Regions from separate parts of the Homo sapiens genome. Here region 2 is linked to region 1. Evidence: chromatin loops called from intact Hi-C (ENCODE). Cell type or tissue: B cell. All regions are shown on one strand. Links, peaks and the distances in the headings refer to the core of each region. The heading gives the core; the rest is flanking DNA.

Region 1 (9,875 bases), core at 1,876-9,875:
AGAGATAGATCCCTTGTAGCTGTCAGCAAATCTTTCCCATTAGCAAGGCATTCAATATTTGAAATAGGTGTAAATCTCAGTCTATAAATTCATGTGTTCAAGAAACATAAAATTTTTAGATTTCCTTACATCAAATTAAATTTGGATTCTGAGTAACCAGCCCACCAAGCTGGCAGGAAATTTAATCCAGCCATGCTTGGGCTGCTCTCACACCCCCACACACCAGGATTCTGCAAAAGTCTGGGTCTTACAGAGTACAGGGTCTTATGCAATGTTGAGGGAAGACTACTCTAGTATTTTGTCATCTGTCTACACTGGTTAGTGCTGAAGTAGCAATTGTCGCAGTCTACATGGCCCACTTAGATCTCATCTCTGCTATTTCAGGCCACATGTGGGATGCCAGGGATCTCTAGGAGGTGAGAAAACCCACCCTTAGGGTCTAGCCTCCCTTGGAGTACACACAGCCTCCTCCCTTCTGAGGGGTACACTTATGGAGCGGTTCCTGGCTCCCACAGCTCACAGGAGCAACAGGGCAGTCTCTTCTTCTCCAGCCTAAAGAAGCTTTCTCTAGGCTTTCTCCTTTATTGCCTTAAGCAAGGAAGAACAAGTCTGAGTACCTATTTGATATGAAGAGAAAGTGTAAAACATAAGGAGAGCAAACACAGTTGAGTTCACCACAGTCAGCCTCCTCTGTGTGTGTGTGTGTGGGAGGGGAGGTAGTGGCTGAAACATCTAATTGGTTATCAGGTGAGAATCTCATGTAACTCCCCCTGTATACATGGTTGGGTGGTGGAGGTCCAGCCCTATACAAAGTACTCCGATGCATGCCAGAGTTTGAGAATCACTGAGTTAAACCAAAGGAAGGAACAACAACCAAAAAAGACTATTTGCAAATGTCTAAAATCACTAGTAGTAAAAAAAAAGGATGGGGAGAGAATTCCAAAGTATTCCTGTTTGCCCGCAGAATTTACAACATTCTGATTTAATATAAAGCCTCTATATTTTTAATATAAGTTGATAGGTTTGCTTATTGTCGAAGGGATTAAAGGAGAGAATGCAGATATTTTAGGCAGGGATTAAATTCTAATTTAATTTTTTTGTAAGATTTTTTTCCCTTTTGTGTTCTTTAGCTTCACTATGTATGAATTTATTATTTTCTCTTTAATCCTATTTGCTACTTGTGGAGCACATTGAAGTCCGCGATTGTCATTCTTCAATTCTGGAAAATTCTACAGCAAGCTGTGAATTTAATCAGGACTGATGTGACTTTACTAAGTTGTCCTTATTGAGCAGCTACATCCAAGGCCTTGTATTTATTGGAATGGGAGGGGGATGGGATGGATACACTGTGTGCCAAAGGGGAAAAGCTCCGTGCGGAACACGGTCAGGAAAGCCCAGGCAGGGCGTCCACCCAAGCCCCCATCTGAAGAGCAGGGATGGAGTTTCCCCATCTGTGTCATAACTATGCTCAGAGGCCTTTCCCTGTTCAGACAAGATTTTACTCAGGAGCTCAACCTGTGAAACAGCTGCTCTGGTTGAAGCTCTCCTCCTCCCCCTCCGACTGGGGGCAGTCCTGGAAAAATCACAGGAGACTCAGCCAGCTTTACCAGCTCCTCCAGCGCTAGGCTCTTGGCCCACGTGTGATAGAACGCCCTGCGAAAGCTGATTAAACTGCCCTTTAAAGAATCCCATCTCCCACAGTGGAGATGTGTACTTGTCTTTAAGGCCTGCTCGCTCATATTTCTGGGAGGATCAGCCCTAGAAGATTCTGTTAGTTATGGAAATATGATTGTGCGTTTGAGAGGAAGCTTGGGTCTCTCTCTGGGGTGGAGGAGTTGAGTCTGAATGTAGAGGCACAGGGAAGTCTTTGTAGGACGGAGAAGATCTGCAGACAACAGCATGAATTGTTTGAATTTTTAACATGAAATTGAAGATCTTTCTGTGGGGGCGTGACCCTCCTTCTCTCACAGGTTCCAACACTCCCGATTGCTTCACACCTGGACAGATTCACATATATATGGGGCTTGTCTGGCTCCTATGGGCATCTGAGTTTGTGGACCCCTGGCCTATATGTAAAGCCAATGCTGCCCCAGAATTTAGCCAAACCAATGAAGTGAAGAATCCTCCCCATACATTTCCACATTGTCGTTTCAACTCTTGTCTTCTGATATGTACTCCTGTCTCCCAACACCACATCAGAATTAACCTCTATTGTTCCCATTAGCCTGATTTGTATCTCTCTTAGGGCTTAGAGCAATCTGTCTCATATTACCATTTTCTATACAGTAGTCCCCACTTATCTGAGGTTTTGCTTTTCTAGGTTTCAGTTACCCATGGTCAACCATGGCCCAAAAATAGATGAATACAGTACAATAAGGTATTTTAAGAGAGAGAGAGAGACCACGCTGACATAACTTTTATTACACTATATTGTTGTAATTGTTCTATTTTATTATTAGCCATTGTTGTTCATCTCTTCCTGTGCCTAATTTATAAACTAAACTTTATCACAGGTATGTATTTATAAGAAAAAACATGTAAGAGTTCAGTACTATCCACAGCTTCAGGCATCCACTGCGGGTCTTGAATGCATCCCTGGCACATAAAAGAGGGACTGAAGAATTACTCATTAATATATATCTCTGCAGGGACTTGGACAAGTACTCAATAATTATTTTTTGACTTATTGTCAGTTCGGATCAGGTCTGACTGCCACAATGTACAGAAGAACTGTAACCATCGTTACAGCCTCCATGCCATCACCACTTACCTCCCAGTGATATGGCCCCTCTCAAGAGCTGTTTGGAGGTAGAGAAGAGAATAAGACCAGTGGCAAGTCACTCAAATCTGGTACTATTCAGTTAAAAGGAACATCATATATAGGGGGAAAAGCTACAGAATATAATGGACCCTCATTTTAAAGGAAGAAACAGACTTTCCTCCTTGCTAATGATGACTTGGGAGAAGGAGAATGTGAAAATGTGTGTTTTCATACAGAAACCAATGGCCTGCTGCGCCCCTTCCAGTCTCTCTCATATGGACCCAGATGGGCTGCTGGTTATTGTAACCAGGCCCAACCCACCCACCCAGGTGGTGGCTTTACCTCCAATTCCAGGTCATTTTGGCACACCAGGCGAGCTTCGCCAGCACCTTTCCAGCTCTGAAAGGAAAAGAAGGGTACTGCCATCATGAATGGAGCTAGTGTGTAGACTGAATAAGTCACAGCAAGACTACAAGCAGTGCCATGTTCCATTCATTTAAGTAAAGAGAGCTGACATATTTTCCCAGGCTAGAAACAGAAATTGCATTAATGTGCTAATTGCAATCAGGACTATATCACTTTGCCTTTTTATTGCATTCAGAGTTTTGTTACCCTATATTAAAAATCATACACCACTCTTCATTTCCCTAAATATTTTAATTGGTATATTTTAGTCTGGATGTGTGTACATTCTCTGTTCCCTCCCATCTGGGTGTAATTTTCCATCGTCTCCCCCTGATGATCTGCATTTTCTCCTTCAAGTCCCTCCTGTAAACCCACTTCTGTGGATCTTGCTTTCACATTATGCCATTAAAAGATCCAGCTGGAAGGAAGTGCCTCTGAATGGAGTCCAAGAGAAGAAACAAAGAAGATGGAAACCAGATGCCATTGAAGTCATCCCCATGTGAGTCATGGTTTTCTCCTGGAAAGTGTCTATCTCAATGCTGTGCATCTTTTCAATTTGAAGCCCACTAGGCAGAAGCTCTCCCTCCATCTATGTGTGTTTTAGCCATCCTCAGTAGAACCATATATTTTGAATACTATTGGCATACAGTAAATGTATACATAGTACTAACAGTAACAAATAAATATTTACTAGTTAGGTTTTAGATCCAACATAAGATAGTCATTTCTTTCATGGGTCATTTACCCACTCTTATTCCAGGCCCATTCTTCACCAGCTACTCTCAGGATTTGAAGTGAATGCTCTAGTTTGATAAGGGTGTAGGGTTTAGGATTGTTCAGTATTAAAAACAAATAACAACAAAAAACCAAAATATAGATAAAGCCAATGCTGACCTCCAGAGGTTAGAATCAACATATCTTTTCTTGTTTTTAAGTACAACTTAAACAGATTTCTGTGTAACAGATCGTATCATCTCTGAAGTTTGTTCATTCAGGTAGGAAAAAAGACCAAAAACTCAGCTAATATTATTAAAAAATAATAATAAAGTGAGAGGAAGATCCCTGTTTTCCCCAAGTGGTTTTAAGAAACAGCTTTCAAAACTCTTCTAGAAGGGTATTCAATTAAGCCAGTAGCAAAAATGTAACTGGCAAAATCTAATGTTGTTTTAAAAAAAACACATGTGCATGCACCCACATACACACACATTTATATACCCACACAATATTATATATATATGTGTGTGTGTGTGTGTGTGTGTGTGTGTGTTCAAGATGGTGGACTGGATGCTTGCATTTATCTACACTCCTTTTCAAAATTCTGCTGAAGAGTCAGTTAAGGAAATAAATTCATAACCATGCTGAAGACAAAAAAGGAAACCATCAGCAGACATTTTGATACTTTTCTGGAAGAAGGAAAGACAGTGAATAGTATGGATAGATGAAACAGAGCAGAGAAAGCAGCACCCCAGATATACTCAGGAGGAGGCTGCAGAAAGGGTGGAATGTTCTTTCCAAAGAAGCCTTGGGGAATCTTCACGTTGGACATGAACAGATTCAGAACTCAGGAATGGAAAGAGGAGCAAAAACCAAGTGATTAACAGAAGGTTGACCAGAGAATGGTTGCACCGTTTGACTTTTGTCATCTCTCTCCTCTTTTCCCATGCATACAGATGGAGCAGCAAGAGGGGATTCAGAAACCTTCGTCCCCTCCCCAAGATCTGATCTATTAAGAAAATAAGATGTCTCCCTGGGAGAGCTAAGGCTTGTTGTATGGTATTTGGCATTCCACAGTGAAGCCCTCTGTTTTTGGTGTTTTGAGGTGAAAAGAAAGTCATTTGCATGATTCTCTGTACTTGCATCCTAAAGGGAAGCTTGTGGTTGACACATCCCACCCATGTACACAGCCAGCCACCAACCTCAGATATGCTTACTGAGGAGACACACCTACTCAGTGGCAGGGAGCTGCACCTGACACCTAGCCACCGTTGTTAATTACCTAGCCCTTCATTCATAAATATAAACAAATAGCATGAATGATTGAGTTGACAGAGTGGAAATGGGGCATGAAAGAGAACTGTTATACATGTGGTGTCAAAGGATACTATCTAACACCAAAGACTCAAGAAATAAAACTGTAAGTCTATTGTTTAAAGTTATAATTGTCACTGTGGTTTGCCATCTCACATCCATTTCCCCTATATGTAGCTAGCAGAACCCTAACCTTCATTTGAAGTAAGCCTTCCTTCTCCACTCTTAGCTCACATGCTTTGGCAAATGTGAATGTAATTCTACACCCATGATGGAATATGGGACCTAGGTCTAGGCCAAAGTGTACAACCTATGCCCTTGGCCACATCACTTGTTTTGAAATGAGCAAGCCAACCCCATCTGCTTAAGTGGTATAGAAAATTATTGTGCAGAAATATTCTCTGCCTCCTTCTCACTTTCATGGGAGGAGAGTACGTCTCCATTCGGTTGATTTGGGGTACAGTCATGTGACTTTCTTTGGCTAATGAGATGTTAGCAGACATGACACAGCATAGGGTACACATGTTTGTGCAGCTGGTCTTGCACTCTTGTGCCTCTGTCATCACCATGAGAATATGCTTGGGATGGGTCACCGGTCTCAGGAAAGAAGATAAGAGACATATGGAACAGGGCTGAGCTACACTAGCCCAGAAGCGTAAGAAAGATCAGCAGAGCTGTCCATACAAGCCCAGCCTAAATTAGCTGACCCCCAGCTGAGCTCAGAAGTGTGAGCAGCTCCTACTAAGATCAGCAGAACCCCCAACAAGCCCAATCTAGATCATCTGACCTCAGCCAACCCACACATACACATGTTAAGTAAATGCTTATTGTTGTAATCACTGAGTTTGTGTGTGTGTGTGTGCATGTGTGCGCACGTGTGTGTGTTTTAACTGAGCATCATTGTGGTCACAGCTAAATAGCATTACAAGAAAGACAGATGCTTACTTTCCTGCTAGTCTAGAATCTAAGAGGATATGAAACCAGAGCTACAGCTGTGGTCACCACATAGAACTTGAAGATGAAGTGTGCAGACTGAGGACAGCTGAGCTGAAATCGAGTCCCGCTCACATTGAGCTCTCAATTTAGCCTGGTCTAATGCCAGTTCTGCCTCTGATCTTGTTTATATGAGCCAGTAAATTCCTTTTGTATTGCTGAAATCAGATGGATTTGGCTTTTTCTATCCAACTTGCAATCAGAAGAATCTTAACTAATACCAAAGTATACAGGTAACCAATGATAGAAATAAATTCATAAAAATGAGAAGAGAGGGGTGGGGGAGTGGCGTACACAAAATAATTTCTCATCTTACACGGCATGGACAACATAATGTTCAATTCAGTAAATCAAGAAATATAAATATAGGCATGTTTTATGGAGATGATCATGGGAAAGGACTGAAATAAGAAATAAAGTTGGTTTTACTGGGACAGAGAATATGACCAAGGGATGAGGTGTTCATTTTTTTTTTTATCTTATGGAGATCTGTGGTGTCCCATGGGTGGCCACTAGCAGCAGTTGGTCATTTAAATTTAAATTAATTAAAATTTAAAATGCAGCCTCTTGTTCACAGTAGCAGCATTTGTAGTGCTCAACAGCTAGCTACATGTGGCTAGTGGCTACTGTACTAGATTGAACAGATATTGAATCTGTCCATCACCATCACCGCAGCAAGTTTAGTTGGACAACGCTGTAGTGGAGTGTCAGGAGTCACTGTGTAAAGTCAATGAATCAAACAACAGAAGTTTAAATACATCATTCAAAATTGCCCCATCACGATTTCATGGTACAGGCCCTGGAGGAAAAACAGCTTAGTTTCCTTTCAAATCCCAGCTCTGATACTTACAAGTTACTGAACCTTGGGTAAGTCACATTGATCTTTCTGTACTTCAATTCACTTATCAGTAAAATGGCAGAATACATGCAGACCTTTCTCACAAGGTTGCTGTGAGAATTAAATAACCAAATATATGTAAGTTCTTATATTTTGTGCCCAGCATGTGGTAAACATTCAATATTTACTTTTTATTTTCTATCCTTCTCTAAGTTAATTTTATTTTACCATATGCACATAGTTTAAATAAACTATGTATATATGAGATTTATAAATCAGTATTTAAATATAAATATAATATTTAATTTTTATCTCTCATATACAGTATATGTACATATACATATATCTCAGCTCCAGTTCATGGGATTATAGATGCTTTCATTTTCTTCTTTGTACATTTCTATAGTTTCCAAATTTCTGTATTGAACATGTATTATCTTTATCACCAGAAAAAAAAGTTTTTACTTTTAAAGATACCAACATATTTTGAGATGAACAGTGTTCTACATCTGGATCATTTGCTTTTGCTGATTTAGTCCACAGGGGCCCATTACATAATCTGTTGTTAGCCAACTGGGGCTTCATGACCTCTTTCCTGGGCTATTACAAAATCCTCCTGGCTGGTCCCCTTCCCTGTCCAGCTCTCTCCCAGCCTCCCTGTGCTGTCTCCACAGTGCTGCCAGAGTGATCCTTCCACAGCACAACATTTATAACACTCCCCTGCTTAAAACCTGTCAGCGTTTTTCTGTCCTTTACAAGTTAACTGCCCAGTCCAAGGCATGCCCCACCAAAGCCTTCTTATTCTAACCTTGCCTGCCTTTCCAGTCTTTTAACCCCCCACCAAATGTATCCAAGTCTCCACCCACAAACCACAAGGAGGAACATTCTTCTACCCCTTCTCCATTTCCAGTTGGAAGTCCCATTTATCCCACAAGATGTGCCTAACTTTGCACTAATCTCCAAAAGCAGAGCTCAGAGCTCCCACTCCAATCAGCACCACTGTCTCAGAGCCTGTTCTACTGAACAGCAATTATTTGTTTACATTCCAGACTCACCCTCAAGTATGCGCTCCTTGAGGGTGTGGCATCTTTGCCTTCCTGTGTCCAGCCCAGAAATTGACACCAAATAGTGCTTAATAAATGGTTGTTGCACGGATTCAGGAAGAAATTGTTTTAATTAAGATAGTAAATGTTCACTGCAGAAAATTAGAAAGTCTAGATAAATCAGAAGCAAAGAAAAAAAAACATGAAGCACATGTAATACCACCTCTCAGTAACATCAACACCTTGGTATATGTCCACAAGCTAGATTAGAGGTTCTCAAGCTTTCTTGGTTCATGGCACTCTCAGTGTTTCCGTAAATTTGTCTAGCATTTTAGACCAAAATAAATTATGTTTATTATGTAGTTTAGTCCAAACACCTTAATGGTAGTATGTAGTTCCCAGTGTCCAAAGGTGTCACTGTGTTTCCCTAGAAATTTTAGAATATATTGGGATGGGTGTTGCTGTGAATTCACCATAGTGCCCCAGGATTCCTTGGCACACAGTTTGGGAATTACTGGTCTAGACCTTCTAAAAGGATCTTTTAAAATACAATACATTGTCATATTGTACAGACTTTTGTTAACCAATGATTTGTATTTAATAAGAAGTAATACATGACTTTCCTGCTTGGTAACTGCTTATCTACCAATAGCTAATATTTGATAAGTACCTGGTAAGTTCCCTATGAGGAAGGTGTAATGCTACATCATTATCTTCATGAAGAAGCTGAGACACTGAGTTGTACATGAACAGCAAGGTATACGTTTAAAAAGGAAAAAATGAAAAAAGAAACTGAGGCACTGGCAATTTAAGAAACTTTACCAATATCTAACAGGTAGTAAGTTCACAATCAGGCTGCAAACCCAAGAAATCAAGTTTTAGAATCCGTACTCTTTTAACCTTCACAGCATCATTTAAATGGGGTGTGAGGCTACAATGGTGTTCTATGGTAAAGATGTATTACAACTTACTTAAATCATATCCCAAATATTAGACATTTAAATTGTTTCCAAGTTTTCACTATTTTCAACAATCTTGAAATGAACATCTTTATGGCTACATACTTTCATATTTATTTCCTTGGAGAAAAAAATCTATAGAAGTAGAATTTCTTTGTCAAAGAGTACAGTTTCTCAAAGAACTAAAAATAGAACTACCATTTGATCCAGCAATCCCACTGCTGGGTATCTACCCAAAGGAAAAGAAATCAACATATTAAAAAAAGTACCTACACCCACATATTTATTGAAGCACTATTCACAATAGCAAAGATACGGAATTAATCTAAGTGTCCATCCATCAACAGATGATTGGATAAGGAAAATGTGGTACATATATACAATGGAATACTATGCAGCAATTAAAAAGAATGACATCACTCTTTTGCAGCTTGAATGGAACTGGAGGCCATTATTTTAAGTGAAACAACTCAGAAACAGAAAGACAAATACAGCCTGTTCTGTCTTATAAGTGGGAACTAAATAATGTGTCCACGTGGACATTGAGTGGGGAATGATAGGCACTGGCGACTCATAAGGGTGAGAGAGTGAAAGGGATGTGGATGGTAAGAAATTACTTAATGGGCACAATGTGCGTTATTTGGTGATGGATACCCTAAAAGCCCTGACTTTACCACTACAAAATCTATGGATGTAATAAAATTAAATTTGTACCTCATCAATTTATTTAAAAAATTTTTTAAAGATGTACAAACTCCAAGTTTTTTAGTACTTGTATTCCAGCTATTCTACCAAATAGGCTGGATAAATTTCTATTTCATTATTTGTTTTTTCTAATTCAGTGTTTC
Region 2 (10,174 bases), core at 1,077-9,076, 50 kb before region 1:
ATGGGAAAGATCTCTTTAGGCAAAAGAAACTCATACAAAACAGACAGTAGATTGTTCTCTTTGTGAAGGCCTCCAAGAATGGGCACTCCATGTTCTTCTCTGGTAACTCATTCCAGCAATTAAACAACTGTTATGAATCCTTGGAACTAAAAGTAAGAGGTTTAAATTACATGCAGAAATACTTAAATGAGTTTTGGTCTGATGTTCACAGGATCTGTTTCAGAACTATTGAGTCAAGCTGGTCCTCTTGGTTTCTCCCTGATAAAGTTCTCATGGATATGTTGTAAGGAAGCTCTGGGCCTCCTCTATCCCCCAACACTGACCAGGGAGGAAATCATCCTGAGGGCAGTGAGTTATAGGTCCTGCAACACAGCGAGTTCATTAAATGTGTGAGTGAGTGAATGAGTACACACACAAAAGAGGGGCAGAGGGAAGGCAGAAAGGTGGAAGGAAGGGGTTCTAGAAGAATTCAGATTATCAAGGGCTTGACTGATGGGCATTGGGATGACAGGGATACCTAAGAGGTTAATAAGCAACTGGTTGGAGGCTGTAATCAGTAAACAGTCTCTCTTTCTCAAGTGGGCAGGCTCTAATTAACCTTTTGATATTTCCATTCATGATGTCATTCTTTTGTGGTACAAACCCTCAGAAACTCCTCTCCAGGCCTTCTAGGCCTTCTTCTGCAGTGGAGAGAACCAAAACCACACGTACTCTGTCTCTTATCACTGCTTACCTAATTTGCATGTGCCTTTTCCCATAAGAAGGGGTCTTTGGCCAGGGAAACCAGGAATGGAGTCCACACAGTGCCTTGAACAAGAACTGTGTCTCTTTTTAGTCAGTGTCTGATCAACTTCTTGGCTATCCTCGCTTTTGTGGTTAAAAGAGGGTAAATCATTCCACAGATCTGCCTGGTATCTCACTATGTTTCCTCTTAATATGTATTCAACTCTCTGTTTCTCCCGGTTAACTGTAATCTCTCTCCTACTTTCTACAGATCCTGCCTCTGAATGAGACTGCCCACTATGCAAGTGCCTTACCTGTAGTGCACACTTAGCAACCATTTGTTAAACAGAAGAATGAATAAATGAATGAATGAATGAATGAAAACCCTAATCCTATCATCAGTCATGTCAGCACCTTCATCTTTTTTCTTAGTAAGAGTCAAATCAATCCTCGTGTTTTGCCAACTTTTCACAGAGAAGGCTTAGATTCGAAATCTCTGTAGACATAATAGGTTTTCTGCTTTCTTTCCTTTCTCCATTTCAACATTCAGAAAACTCACACTGGAAGATAACAGGGCCCTTTCTGAGATTCTTCCTGTCTTCCAGAATCTTTTCCAGGGGAACAGAGCTGCACCAGCCTCAGGTGCCCAAAGGGTATCTGTCTTTCTCTCCAAGAGGAAGGCAAAGCAGTTTGTTCATCTCAGCCTCCTCACCCCCCAGAGGCCCGGTTTGGCTCTGCATTCACAGACACGTGCCCTGTCTTCCTCAACACATCATGGACTGGAGCATGGGAGAAAGTCATGCAACATAGTCAACAGGTCTAGCCTCAGCTTCCCAATACCCACACACATAAAGTTAAACGGAAAGCAATGAACAACACTGGTTGGGGGTGTCCTTGGAAACCAACGGCCTCCATGGCTGACCAACAGCCAAGGCTCCACTCAACCTCAGTGGAGGACCTGAACTCTGACCCTTAGCCTATTACCGAGCAGTGGTGTGATCTTAGATAAAAAACTGAACCTCTCTAGGTCTGTTTCTTCTTCCATGAAATGGAAATAAATAAAATTTTGCCACTAAGAGCATACAATTTCTGTGAAAACCAAAATAATGTAAAATCATTGCCAGGTGTGAATGAAGTCACAGGGGAATATAGAAGAAAAATGATTTGCCCAAATTTCCAAAGCTTTTTTTCAGAGTTGCATCCAAACTAACTCCAGGACTCAACTACTCCATTTGGAGGGTCTCAGACTCCCAACCTCCTCCATCTTTCCATATCTGTGGGTGAAAACTCTGCAAAAACTGTAATGTGCTAGATTTGATGTGCTGTTATTATTATATTTATAACATATAAAGACTGTTCTCGACTCTTATCCTATAATATCACGGCTGGCTTATATGCTCTTACCTTTCTTCTTTAAAAATAAAAAGGATAAAATGTTATTCTTTTTTAAAAAAGCAAACTTTTATGCTTGCTTTATCTTTTAGTAGCAGACAAATAAAACAGCAACAAAAGACCTTTTCTCTGTGGTCATGAAATATATTTCCCTTCTCTGTAGCTCTACCTGTGCATAGATACTATGGTTACAAGGAGACCCTTATCTATTGTAGAATAGAAATTACTGCTCACCTTCTTACCCTAGCCTCCCAAATCCTTCATGGACTTTGGCCAAAGTCCACTGAAAGATGGGCAAAGAGCAGAGATAGAATTCTGGGTGAAAGTTGTGCAGGGTGATCCAAAAGGGGGAAAAAAATCTGCCAGAAGCTATTCCTGGGTTTGCACAATTACTAGAATGAGAAAAAATGGAGAGAGGGACAAAACATCTGGGGATGATAAGGCGGAAACAAGCAAACTTGGGAATTAATAAAAAATACTGTTTTCCAGAAAGGAGCATAGCACTTCAAAACAGATGTTTGGGCTTGAAATTTTCCAGAACAGAACAAATGAGAGGGAAGAAGCAAGACTAAGAACTGGAGCACAGTGGGACCTTCATAAAAGAACCACTGGCCCTCAAAGAGTTAACTGCATTTTGAACATGCTCAGGTCCTTCATCTCTCACTTCCAAATTCTATCCCTTCAAAACACACTTCTCTGTCCATACATCTCCAAATGCACACAGAAGTGTACTTAGTAGCTAACTCCTGAAAAAATTCAAAAAAGGCACACCAATGGAAAACGCCAAGCTGAAGGCAAATCTCCTTTGCTTCTGGGTAGGGAGAAGAAGGGAAGAGCTAGGCAGAGCTAATGATGTCCTCTGAGACTGAGGCTGAGTTACAAACACAACTGAGGTCCAAGTTAGAGATTCAATCTTAAGAAAAGTGGCTGCTTTTTTCCTGCTCATTTCTCTTATCTACCCTGGGAATTAGGCGTATGTTGGAGTGTCCCTAGTATCTTCAGGGACACGGAGACAAACGTGTCCCTGAAGATACTAGAAGGAACATTCAGAGTTTCAACATTAACCTACAGCTGAAGGAGACATTGTTCTTGGCCCTCTGTATCTGGTGTAGGAGGGTACACATTACAGGGTGTTAGAAGCTCAGAAAAAGACTAAACAAGTCATAATTCACTTTAAGACAATCACAGCTATAGTAGATCTATATTTCTATTCAATTACGCCTTGCATTATGCAGCTGTTGGAAACGCTGTTGACCTGATCATATTTTCTTATATATTACAAGGCAATTCTTTCATGTTCCAATAAACAGGTGACTCTACAGCACTGCTGTCCAAGAGATATAATGGAAACCACATATGGAATTTAAACTTTTCTAGTAGCCACATTTTTAAAAAGGGAAAAGGGAAAAAGGTGAAATTAATTTAACAATATGTTGTATGTAATATACTATATCCAAAAATATTATCATTTCAAAATATAATCAACATAAAAATATTCTTGACATATTTCATTTTATTTTTGCATTAAGCCTTCAACATTTGGTATGAATTGTTCACGTGCAGCACATTTCAATTTGGATTAGCCACATTTCAAGTGCTCAATAGCTGATGTGACCAATGGCTGCCATACTGGACAGCAGTCACTGGTTTGACATAGTGATTCTCCTTCTACCCTTTATTTTTGGCAAATTATATCTTAACCTTCTTGAAAGAACTGCCGACAATGTTTCATCAAACATATCATAAAACATAATACATATCCTCAGTTGAAGCAAAAACAACTTTTACACCACAATTAAAATTTGGTGGAATTCCTGTGAAACTATCAAAAATATCAGCATGTCCTGACTTACCTGGTGAGAATAACTAGTAAGTGAGAGAAAGTGGGGCTGAGAAGGGAAAATATGTTTCTACAAAAAGATCCAACTGATAATTATCGGAATGTCTCTTCCATAATAAATTGTCAAATCAAAGCACTTTGGAATATCTAGTCCAAACTTCTTAAGTAATAGAGATAAAGAGCCAGGTAAGTTAGTGTTTGATTCAGGGTTACCCAGAAACTAGTGCCAAGGTTTGTCTTAATGATATATATAATTATATCATTAATTATTTAATATTTAGATATATTTATGTTAATTATATAATTATGCATCTAATATATATTATTATATAATTATATACACAATAGAATATATTATATTATGTTTGAAATACAAATATATGTTATATAAATTTTAGCCTAATTTATGTAGTATAAAAACCAGCTATAGCTTTAAATAACCTTCATTTAAAATCATCTTATATTTTCATTTAAAATCATCTTATATCATTTTTGTGATATTGTAATGTTATTGTTTAGTACATTTGCTGTGTAAATACTATTAACTTTAAAGTTTAGAAATGCCCACATGTTGAAAAAACAACCAAATTAATCTAAATTAACTATGGAGACAGGTTGAAGGAAAGAACTTTTGCCTTCTGTCAAAATAACTCACATTTTTGAAGGACAGCCAAGACACTTAAAGAACATGCATTTGCATTCAGCATTTATTGTAACAAACAACAACAGGAAACATAATTTAGAGACACTTCCCTTTATTAATTTGCTTTTCTGAAGTCAGTTGTAAGTATGATGATTCCCACCCACCCTTTGTTTCTTTCCCCTAGGATGGTGCCTAACCACAATGAGGCCATAATTGGAGAACATAGGAGGATTGATTTGAAAATGTCACAAATGTTAATCAACTCCCATTGACATAAAAGACTCGTTAATTCACTCTGCAGGCAATCAGGTTCACCATGTCTAGGGCATAGTGTAAGGAATGAAACTAAATGGCTGAAAAGGCGAATAAAAGACATTTTTGAATATTTTAATTTTAAAGTGGAATAGCAAAAGATGTAAATCTCAGAGTTAAGAGTTGCCAAAATACACTAGGCTTTTATGTATACTGCATTTCAACTAAGTGGCTCTGAAAAAAATTCTTTGACCACAGAAGAGTTTTCATTGTCTAGTAATCTCAATTCCCTGCTAAATCTTCAGCTATGATTTAATCTATGCAAGTTATAATGAATTTGTTTTAGTGATCCAAAAAAGGGAAATAAAACTGCATTTTCCTTCAATCACTCAGCCCATTTTAAAAGATTATTTTTATAAATGATGTTAAATTGACTTGATTTTCACAGTTGCTTTCAATTAAATCAAAATGACTCTTTCTGGAATGTGCAAAAAATAGAAACGTATAAAAGCAAATCATTTGAAAAGTGGATAATGTGCTACCCACAACTTCATTAGAAATATTTTTTATTGAGTAATATTTATTAGAATAGCATATCCTTAACCTTGATCATACATTATCTATAAGTCAAATTTGTGTTGAGAAATTTTTTTTTGCCATGGATTATTTCCATGTATTTCATTTGTCAACTGAGAAAAATTTGAGTGCCTCTATGAGATACCATGTAGATTACCTCTCTATAAAATTTATACCTGGCTAAGGAAGTCATTACTGAATTATGGAAACTCCTTGTCAGAAACTGCTTCTTAAAATATAAAAAGAAAGACAAAATGGAATTTAAAAAGAAAAAAGATAATTAAAAAATCTTTACATGGTCTGGAATCATTTGCTAGAATGTGCTTTTATTCTCGGTATCCTAGACAGTCAATTACCACTTATTGGAGAGCTATAGTTAACAGTTAACGACCATATGCCTTGAATGAGTGGGCTTGAGGAAGAAAGCACAGAAAGGGGGCCACATTTCACATCTGGACAGTTCAGAGCCTGGCTTAGCTGACAGAAGGGAAATACAATAGAAGGTGGGCCTTAAGTGGAAGTTAGAGACTCACAGAAAGAGGAACTTGGAGCCAGAGGGAGGGTAGAAATTCAAGCCCCAGGGATCTTGCATGAATCTCGAGAAGTCTGGGGTTAGAGGGGCTCTAGCTGAATTTTGGAAAGCAGGGGTCTAATGAAAACCCAATTAGATCTCTTGAAGGTGACTGATTCCCAAGTCTGTGTGTGGGTATGGCTGAAAAGGGGAAGGCCTCTCAGTTTCGCTACAAGAAAAGTCTCTCTTGGCTTTACATTCGTAAAACAATATGGCAGCTCTAGTTTTATCCAAGCAGGGCCCACCTATAATGAGTACCTATTAAGCATTTCTTGAATGCAATTGGGAGCCCAAATGAGCAAACCTAAGGGAGGTTGTCACAATTCTAGAGATGGTAATATTTCTAGAGCCACACAAGAACTGTTAAACAGTAACAAGCAAGAATGTGCCAGTAAAAATCAGTAAAACAATGAACCTCACCCAAACCAGTCAAATCTGCTTATTGACTTGACTTGCTTTTCTTAACCAATTTGTCTTGGGAAGTAACTTTTTCTTTTTCCTCCGATCAACCTAATCAGCAGGTATCCATTCACATTCTAATACATTGTATATTTAAAAGAAAGCTAAATCTGAATTGAATCAATAACACATTAACTACTGAAGAAGTCTGATTCTTTTCTCAAGATCTCTAGGAATAATTTTCAAATAAACCAACCACAAAAACCACCACTGCTTTGGTAGTAATTGGCTTCTAAGGATGATATTTTTACTTGACTAGATACCACTAATGAACAATTACAGTAGGCTGGTCTTAATGACAGCCTTGACTTGCGGTTGCATTATTGAATGGTCCCAATGGCTGATGACTTTCTTTTGTAACCAGAAGTACCCAATTTCGCAGTCCTGTGACTTTTTAACCGATAATCCACCTTGGAAGAAGGAAGCCATCCTCATCATTGAGAGTTGAAAAAAAAAATATTTTTCTTGTTGCTATTTCAAGATTACATTGAAAGACAACTCAGTAATTTGCCACCGAATGACATAACATATTCAATATGCACAATTTTATGGCTAGCTCTAACTTTTGAGGCAGGCTATCATTCAATGAATCTAAAGACAGCTGGTTGTTAAAGAATATGGGGAAGGATTTTATCCTCAACTCTCTATGGACAAAAATGAAATAATCAAGAATAAGGAAAAGATTCTATCTTTGTGATTGCAAAGGAAGAAATGCTAGCTACCAACCTGTCTGTGGCATACAAATTATAGAGGGTTTGGGGGTGGTTCCTCAAATTAACAGATCTATTTAACAGCTCTAATTTACTTCATAATCTTCTGGGGTAGGTGATCACGTAAAATCCAGCCAGGCTTTTGAGAAACATTATCTGTAACAACCAAAGCTCACCCAGGACACTGGGTGCCAGTCACTGACAGACAATTAATATACAGTAGGAACATAAACAAAGTAAGGCAAACAAGAGCATCAAGGATCTTGTTTTTAATACAAAACCAAATTAGTTTATCTTAATGAGCAATTTATCTCTCTCTCTCTCTGAGCAATTTATCTCTCTCTCTCTCTCTCTCTCTCCCCCTCTCTCTCTCAAATGGAAGTTCATAGTAGAGTTCACAGAGGCCTTTGGGGTCAAACAGATCTGGGTTTGAATCCCAAATCTATCATTTTCTGATGATATGTACCTGGGAAAGTTATTTAAATTTATTGAGCCTTAGTTTTTTCATTTAGAAAAAGTAATAATCATTTAGAAAAGGTAATTATCATCAGGATAATACTAATGGTATTTACTTCTCAAGGTTGTAAGGATTCACTGAGATTAAATGTGAAAGTCTGCTACAAAGAGGATACCCAGCAAGTGCCTTTTCTTCCTCCTTTAAAGACAAGTTAGAATTAACAGAACATTCCTCCTTAATTAGGAAGTCACCATTGAATACTTCCTCTACAAATCACCTAGAGGCAAGGGGAATATCATCTGCATAAGAAGACAAGAAAAACGTATTCATTTAATACATATTTACCTAAAATGTATGCAAAGCCTACATAGCTGCCCTGTCACTGGCAGTCTCTTTTGTCATCTTCATCAACCTTGGGGCCTAATTCAGCAAAATCTTAGCCCCAGATAGCAAACCATCCCACAAGGACTTAGCAAGCAATGTAGATTTTATTTTAAAATTTGTGAGCAGATGACACAAAATTTTGTGGAGAGGGAAGAGGGTTTTAACTGCAAACTACATGCAAAAAAAAAAAAAAAAAAAAACCTCGATAAAATCCTCTTTGAACCCTTTTATTTACTCCCATAGCCTTTTTTAGATTCTAGCTACTGGCTGTCCCCTTCCCCAACAGAACCCATTCTCAGAATCTCCGCTATTGTTCCAAACAATTCAGCTTTGACCCCAAAGTGGTGCACACTCCAAAATAAAGCAAAAAGCTAAGATAGTTTACCAGGCCAAAACTCTCTGGAAGTCCCTTAAGCAACAATCTGTGGTTATCTCAACATGCCACTGGAAGTGAGGCTGTCACTCCAAATGTAAATGATGATCTAATTATTTACATAACAAAAGCAAACATTTCTAGCTTGGGGGTTGGGGGGGAGAAATTCTCCATTAAGAAAAAAAATTAGACTTTCTCTGTATCTTTACTTTTACCATACACAAGGCACCATAGCAAGCACCGTGGAAGATATGAGCTTGTACAAGAAATAGAATGTGGGAGATGTATTAATGATCTATTTATGATGTTCCCTATGATAGGAAAGCAGAAAGTTCCGGTATATAGGGAATTCCTTACAGAATATTATTATGGGTAAGGGCCTTTGGAAAGAGATTAAAATATCAAAGTAAATATGTTTTGGGTTGGAATGTAGTGATTTGACATTAGTGAATCAAATATTCACTAATCTTTGAACCAGTCTTGGCACTGGTTGATGAGAAGAGAGCTGGCCATAAAAATGTTACAAATTACTAGTATTTGCCTCCCTGACAATGTTAAGCAGTTGATCTGAAAATCTGGGTCCAACCCAATAGACCAGAGAGGTACAGCCTATCTTCTAATAATCAAGAGGAGAGAGTACTAGAAAAGACTGAAGTAGCACTTGCCTCATGATTTCAGGAATCATATTATGAAATTCTTCCAACTCTGAGTCGAGGCCTTCTAATCGGTGGCCAATTGGAAACCACTGGGAGCTAATAAAGAGGGAAGTGAAGTGATGCAATCAGATTTTTTGTGAAGATTACTTTGACATCTCTCCACAGAATAGCTTAGAAGTAGGAGAGAAGGAAAGCAGGACAGCCACATGTGAGGGTCTAGATTGAGTGGTGTAGGAGAAAGAATGGGTGCACAAGTGTTGAGAACTGCTTCGAACAGGGTTTCAAAAAACTGCTGACTGATCAGATATAAAAGGAGTGAAAAAGAGAAGAGTCAAATATGACTGATTTGATCTCAAGTTATTGAGATCATAGTAATACCATTAACGGAAATGGGGAATTTGAGAGGCCAATCTAAGATTGGGGTTAGGCAAAATTAGTCAAGAAAGATTTAATGCACCCCAATCACTGGACAAGTTGCCAGGGATTCAGCAACAAGAAAACTCAATATGATTGCTATCCTCGTGGAGCTCACAGATGGGGGGAAAACCAATGTCATGTAGATAACTACAGATAGTTAACATTAACAACAGGTGAAATAAATTTTGTACAGTTGCCAAAAAATGGAACTTGTGTTACAGCTTCGGATTTAGAAATGTCTAAGCTACCTTTTATTTTTAAATAACTACAGAGAGGAGAAAAAGGTACAGGCAGCTTTCAAACCTCAGAAACCATTTTATATTCATAGCAGCATTATTCACGAAAGCCAAAAAGTGGAAGCAACACAACGACATCAACTGATGAATGGATAAATAAAATGTGGTACAGTGAAACATTATTGTATCATAAAAAACGAATGAAGAGGCCAGGTGCGGTGGCTCAGGCCTGTAATTCCAGCACTTTGGGAGGTCGAAGTGAGTGGATCACCTGAGGTCAGGAGTTCAAGACCAGGCTGGCCAACATAATGAAACCCCTTCTCTACTAAAAATACAAAAAATTAGCTGGGCGTGGTGGTGTGCGCCTATAATCCCAGCTACTCAGGTGGCTGAGGCAGAAGAATTGCTTGAACCCGGGAGGTGGAGGTTGCAGTGAGCTGAGATTGTGCCATTGCACTTCAGCCTGGGCAACAGGAGAAAAACTT

The links. A loop is a pair of places that touch in the nucleus more often than their neighbours do. Peaks named below come from ENCODE experiments on the same cell type or tissue, not always from the same donor. Only the 100,000 strongest peaks of a DNase experiment are listed, where the experiment ranks them.
Region 2: a loop joins it to region 1, with 2.7 times the contacts of the local background. A loop is called at or near these places in 3 of 110 quality-filtered maps.

Annotation. Positions count from the first base shown.
Region 1 is chr10:62,453,026-62,462,900 of GRCh38, reverse strand. It overlaps a transcript of ZNF365 not described here. Among named protein-coding and RNA genes, the nearest start is that of ZNF365, 84 kb to the right of the region's middle. RefSeq lists an enhancer at 5,375-5,424. In B cell, for the core only: no CTCF peak of the experiment used is centred there; DNase peaks (open chromatin) are centred at 5,130 and 6,180; H3K4me3 peaks cover 638 bases.
Region 2 is chr10:62,502,352-62,512,525 of GRCh38, reverse strand. No RefSeq gene overlaps it. Among named protein-coding and RNA genes, the nearest start is that of ZNF365, 130 kb to the right of the region's middle. RefSeq lists a cis regulatory region at 5,353 and an enhancer at 5,269-5,438. In B cell, for the core only: no CTCF peak of the experiment used is centred there; a DNase peak (open chromatin) is centred at 5,945.